Linked DNA regions of Homo sapiens: region 2 is linked to region 1. Evidence: chromatin contacts called from ENCODE Hi-C or POLR2A ChIA-PET data. All regions are on one chromosome and are shown on one strand. Each heading gives the region's core, a stretch centred on a gene start or an enhancer-like site at or near the end of the contact. The rest is flanking DNA. Distances are from core to core; before and after follow the strand shown.

The links. A loop is a pair of places that touch in the nucleus more often than their neighbours do. ChIA-PET counts read pairs that join two places held with the same protein, here RNA polymerase II (POLR2A). Pooled maps may share reads with other maps.
Region 2: a loop to region 1 is called in a pooled map, with 1.9 times the contacts of the local background. The contact joins the enhancer-like site here to the promoter of SEMA6C in region 1. A Hi-C loop is called at or near these places in 1 of 50 pooled maps. POLR2A ChIA-PET finds 5 or more read pairs at or near these places in 3 of 52 experiments (A673, RWPE1 and activated CD4-positive, alpha-beta T cell).

The regions. Positions count from the first base shown.
Region 1 is chr1:151,145,211-151,147,910 of GRCh38, forward strand. It overlaps SEMA6C (semaphorin 6C), which reads right to left and starts at 1,421. Exons shown (of 19, transcript NM_030913.6): 1 at 1,223-1,421. RefSeq lists silencers at 1,169-1,628, 1,839-1,898.
Region 2 is chr1:151,236,751-151,239,450 of GRCh38, forward strand. PIP5K1A (phosphatidylinositol-4-phosphate 5-kinase type 1 alpha) reads left to right here. Exons shown (of 16, transcript NM_001135638.2): 9 at 1-13; 10 at 1,432-1,515; 11 at 2,380-2,428. Among named protein-coding and RNA genes, the nearest start is that of PSMD4, 17 kb to the right of the region's middle. Within about 2 kb of position 1,346, at least 4 of the 41 ENCODE cell types and tissues checked have a DNase peak (open chromatin) inside an H3K27ac peak, as active enhancers do.

The sequences.
Region 1 (2,700 bases), core at 171-2,670:
AACAGCCCTTCTCTCTCCTGGCCCCGAAGCCACCTCTGGGGAATGGCTGGGGTCACAGCCAGAGTCTAGGAGAGCTGTGGAAGGGATGGAGAAGGGGAGACTGGGCTGGGGACAATAGCAGGAAGCCTTTGGGCTGGTCGCCCGCCCCAGTCCACCTTCCTCAGAGGGAGCAGGGTCGCGCCAAGGAGCCTGTGGAACCGGAGCTTTCCTTTCTCCAAGCCATTTCCCCCACTCTTAGCTCTTAGCCCCACACTCAGCACCTACCCTCCTTCCCACCCAACCCCCAACCAGGACAATCCAGGTGTCTAAAGCCTCGAAAAGAGGTGGGCCTAGGGCCAGGGGCTCGACCTGTCTCCCCCTCACCGGATCCGGGGCTCCGAGGAGGGGCCGGTAGCAGAGTCTGGGCCGGGACCGGGTCCCAGAGCCACGTTAGCGAGAGGAGGGGCTGGAGGGGCCTGCAGGCGCAGACGAAGAGGGGATAGGAGCGGGGGTTGGGGAGCGGAGGCGGGTCTCCCAGGCCAGGGAAACAGGGCCAGAGGCTGAGAACCGACGAGGGCGGGCCTGAGGCCGGCGCTCAGTGGGGACCGTGGGCTCAGGAGGCAGTTGCCAGCTCGGATGTCCTCCTTGGGAGACCTCAGTCTAACAAAGCCCCGGGCCGAGCGGGCTGAAGGAAGGAGATAGGCGCTGGGACCGATGTTGCTCGAGGGCCCCATTCGCCGCCTCTTTGCACGAGCCAACCCTTCAGAGGGTGCTCAGATTCCGGCTTGCACAAGGACAGAGGAGCACCCGTGACACAAAGTCCGGAACGATGCGTCCCTCTTCCCATCCCTTCAGGGGCGTCAGGAGGGTCTAGTTCTCCGTGGGTCTCGGAGCCCTAGTTTCCTTGCTGGGAAAGCAAGGGGCCAGGTTTTCCACGCTCTCTACGGAGCGCGCCTCAAATAATCCCTTTTCGCGCTTCCCAGTCCAGCGGGATGCGACTCGACGAAAGCCCAATTGAACGAGGTGCCCAGACTCTGCTCTCACCAGTACAGTTACGGGGCTCGGCCACTGTCCCTCCTTCCTCCCTGCACCCCAATTTCGTTGACCCTCTCCGTCAGCCAGGCACACCGGGCGCCGACACCTCCCTGGTCCCCTAGCGCTTCAGAAGCTTGCCCCCCGCCGGCCGCGCCCTCCTGCTCCCTCCCCGCCTCCCCGCAGCCCCTTCCCTGCCCGGGGTACTTGCTCCAGGATTCGGGTCAGCGGGATCGAGATCGCCGCGGGCGGCCAGCGGCCACGCGCTGCGCTGAGTTCGCAATCCGTGGTTGTGCTCAGGCGAGATGCGATGAGCGTCCGAATTGGATGGTGCTTGAATTTGGGTTCCAGGGCGCTGTCGGGAGAGCCCTGGGTCCAAGTCCAGCCGCGGATCCGCGGAGGAAAACAATGCGACCGCCCGGGGCTCTGGGCTCGGCCCCAGTGGCCCCGCCCGCCTCCCAGCCGGGCCCACCTCCTGCCCGCCTTTGGGTCGCCGCGACTAATCCCGCCCTCGGAGGGCGGCTAGACACCGCCTTCTCGTCACCTCTCCGCCAATAGTGCTGCCCGGGGAGGGGCGCCAGGAGCACCGTCCACCCAGAGGGCCAGGCCGGGAGGCTGAACTGGAGACCAGAGACAGACGCGAGATGGAGAGACCCACGGACAGTCGCCGACACCGGGCAGAGGAAGAAATACATACAGAAGCAGAGACAGGCTGGCACAGGAGAGGCTCTGGGGAGAAATTTCCCAAGAGAGGAAGAGGAGCTGGGAGGAGAAACAGACAGGAAACCTGGGAGCCTCGCGGGGCTGGGCTGGGCTGTCAGAGCCTGCGCGATCCGTCCTCCCTTCCCCTCCTATACGGCTTGGGCGACCTTGCTCCCGAGGGCGCATCCCGCATCTCCCTGACTCTGCCCCCAACTCTCTGTTGCTCCTCTCTATGCGTTGTCCCTCTGTCTCCTTATTTCTCCCCGTAGGCCTCCTCTGGTTCGTCCTGACCCGGATAAGGAGGCCTAGCATGCGCGTGGGGGCTGGAGGCCTGGGAAAGGAAAGGAAGGTGTCAGCAGGAGGTTTCCCTTGTTTCCATGATCTCCTCCCCTCCCACCTCTACAAAGCAGCATGAGTTTGGGCCACTATGGCAAGAACTAGCTAGCAGTCAGGCTGTTGGGTAATGGAAGAGGGCAGGTGAGAGAGGCTGAAGCCAAAACAGATGTGGAAATCAAGACTAACTGACTCAGAGAAAGGCACAAAGAGTAGCAACGCTAAGACTTGATAAAGTAACCCACACAGCCTTCCTGCCCCACAGACATACGTCCCACCTTTCCTCAGAGGACCGTGACATCCCTCCAAACAGCAAAACTGCCCCTTCTCCCTCCCCACCCTTCATAAAGCCCCTGGGAATGTCAGTGAGGAGGAAGAATAAACTACTACAGACAGGATTGCTTGGTACCTTGGTATTGCCTGGTAGGATTCTTCTCTATGTGGGGCTGGGACAAAAGACATTCTCAAAATTCTCCAGGAAAGTGGGTGGCCTGGGAGACACTGGCATTCTCAGATAGTTTTATCTGACTGAACACTTCTACCCACATCTTGGACTCTGGACTAGAGGAAAGGAGGGGGAAGGGGTTTGCCACTTTAGGCCAGCCTTAACTGGACTGTGATCAGGGAGGGGAGTATCAACAACTAGGCTAAGCC
Region 2 (2,700 bases), core at 96-2,595, 91 kb after region 1:
AGACTGATGACCAGTAAGTGGGCTCAGGGCCACTAGGGGGGAGAACATAGGCCCACAGCACTTTTCTTTTCTTTTTTTTTTTTTTTTTTTTTTAGTTTCACTCTTGTTGCCCAGGCTGATGTGCTGATGTGCAATGGCACGATCTCAGCCTACTACTACCTCCACCTCCTGGGTTCAAGCGATTCTCCTGCTTCAGCCTCCTGAGTAGCTGTGACTACAGGCACCTGCCACCACACCCAGCTAATTTTTTGTATTTTTAGTAGAGAAGGGGTTTCATCATGTTGGGCAAACTAGTCTACGAACTCCTGACCTCAGGTGATCCACCCGCCTTGGCCTCCCGTAGTGCAGGGATTACAGGCGTGAGCCACCGTGCCCGGCCACAGCACTTTTTCTTTAGGAAGGGACCCAGCTTCTGGAAAGGAGTAGCCTTGACTCAGCAGTTGGATCAGTAACATTATTGTTGACAGAAGTATAGAATGAGCTTGAACGAGCTTTCTTAATACAAAATGAAAAGAAGATTAATTTCGGGTTTATAGTATATGTGGGAAGGAGAGCTGTTCAAGAGTTAAAGACTTAAAAAATTATAGTCTTAAATGCATGTCTGCAAATTATATTAGAACTTTATTAGGGCTGGGCACAGTGGCTCATGCCAGTAATCCCAACACTTTGGAAGGCTGAGGCAGGCGGATCACTTGAGTCCAGGAGTTTGAGATCAGCCTGAGCATCATGATGAGACCTCATCACTACAAAAACTCAAAAATTACCTGAGTGTGATGGTGAGCACCTGTGGTCCCAGCTACTCAGGAGGCTGATGAGGCAGAATTGCTTGAGCCCAGGAGGTCAAGGCTGCAGTGAGCCACTGTACATGCCACTGCACTCCAGCTTGGGCAAAAAGAATGGGACCCTGTGTCAAAAAAAAAAAAATTGTTATAGACTTCTTTGTGGAAGGCATCCTTCTTCATCATGCCTAGTAAGTGTAATTACTGAAGTGTCACAAATATCTTAGATTGTTTCATTTTTTTAAGGTATCCTGTAATATGACTCTCAAGAAGAGTGTCTTAGTGGGCATAAATTAAGATAGCAAAAGTACTGAAGAAGTTGAGTTAATTAGGAGAGCATTCCCAAAATTGCTGAGTAGTGGCAATTTTAGATTCTCTTTGGTGGAATCAGAGTGGAAGAGGTAGGCAAGAAGATTTGGAGAAAACTAGATTATAATACATACTGTAGAGAGTTCCTGGGGTTAGAGGAAGGATCTCATTTTCTCCTGTTTTTTTAATGTATTTTTTTCTCTTTTTGTTTTCTTGATCACTTATTATCTGACCTTCTGGTTTATGGAGGATGAGGCAGTTATGTGTAGGTTTCACTTCCCCATCCTGATCTGACTAAACTAGCCAACAGATTTTCTCACCCTTTCCTTTTTGCCTTTTCCAGTATGGGTGGCATCCCTGCCCGGAATAGTAAAGGGGAAAGGCTTCTGCTTTATATTGGCATCATTGACATTCTACAGTCTTACAGGTGAGGAGCATATGGATCCCAAATTAAGAGAGGGTGGATACAGATAACCAGTCACGTTTCTCTTTTAGATAGGTTTGTTACCAAGTTCTTCCGGAAGCAAGAACAGTGAGTTGCAGTCTGGCTACTTACTTCATTAGTTTTCAGATGGTTTATTTCCTTGATTTTGCCTCTTTCCCCGGCCTTTATAACCCTTCCTCCCCCATCTCCCCAGACATAATGTATACCTTCTGTGGAAAGCTGAGTCAGTCCTTGGAAGCACCAGGGTAGAATATGCCATCTGTCTGGCTCTTTGCAAAAACCTATGAGATGAGTCATGTTCCACATGGGGATACAACTGGAAACGTTACCCTTTTCCAAGGAGGAAAAACAGGAGGGTCACTGTGTTCTGTAAAATGTATTAGACTGTGGAACTAAGAGGCAATGGAGTGATCATCAGGGAGGAGCTGGAATTGTTAGACCCCAGTTTTGTTCCTGTAAGGTTTTAAATACTAATGAGGACTGGACGGTACTTGATTTGTTGGTTCAGTATTATCATCCAGTTTTAACTACCCTTTCCAGTCTTGCCCATCTGTTCCTTCAGCTCTCCTTTTATAATAAATATTCATGTTCCTGATTTGTCAGGGACATAAATTGCCCTTTTCCCATGGGGGGAATAATTGACTTACCTAGAAACAACATTGGTCTCTGTGATGAACCAGCACTGCCATGCCTGTTCTTGGGAAAACCAGTGTACCAGTAGATGTGCTTTCTCAGCTTCTGTCTTTTCAAGATTTTCTATTACCCCTTTAACCCCCTAAAATATAAAGTTATTAAGGTCATTTATTTAAAAATGACGTGAGTAGGTGATGTACATTTTTCTTGCAGGTTTGTTAAGAAGTTGGAGCACTCTTGGAAAGCCCTGGTACATGACGGAGTAAGTAGTAATACTAGAGGCTCTCTTACCGTACACTTCTGCCTCCATCACTTCTGATTGGCCTCAGTTTCTTGCAATTTTTTCTTTTTTCTTTTTTCTTTTTTTTTTTTTTGAGACAGGGTCTCACTCTGTCACCCAGGCTGGAGTGCAGTGGCGTGATCTCGGCTCGCTGCAACCTCCGTCTCGCAGTTTCAAGTGATTCTCCTGCCTCAGCTTCCCGAGTAGGTGGGACCACAGGCGCGTGCCACCACGCCCAGCTAATTTTTGTATTT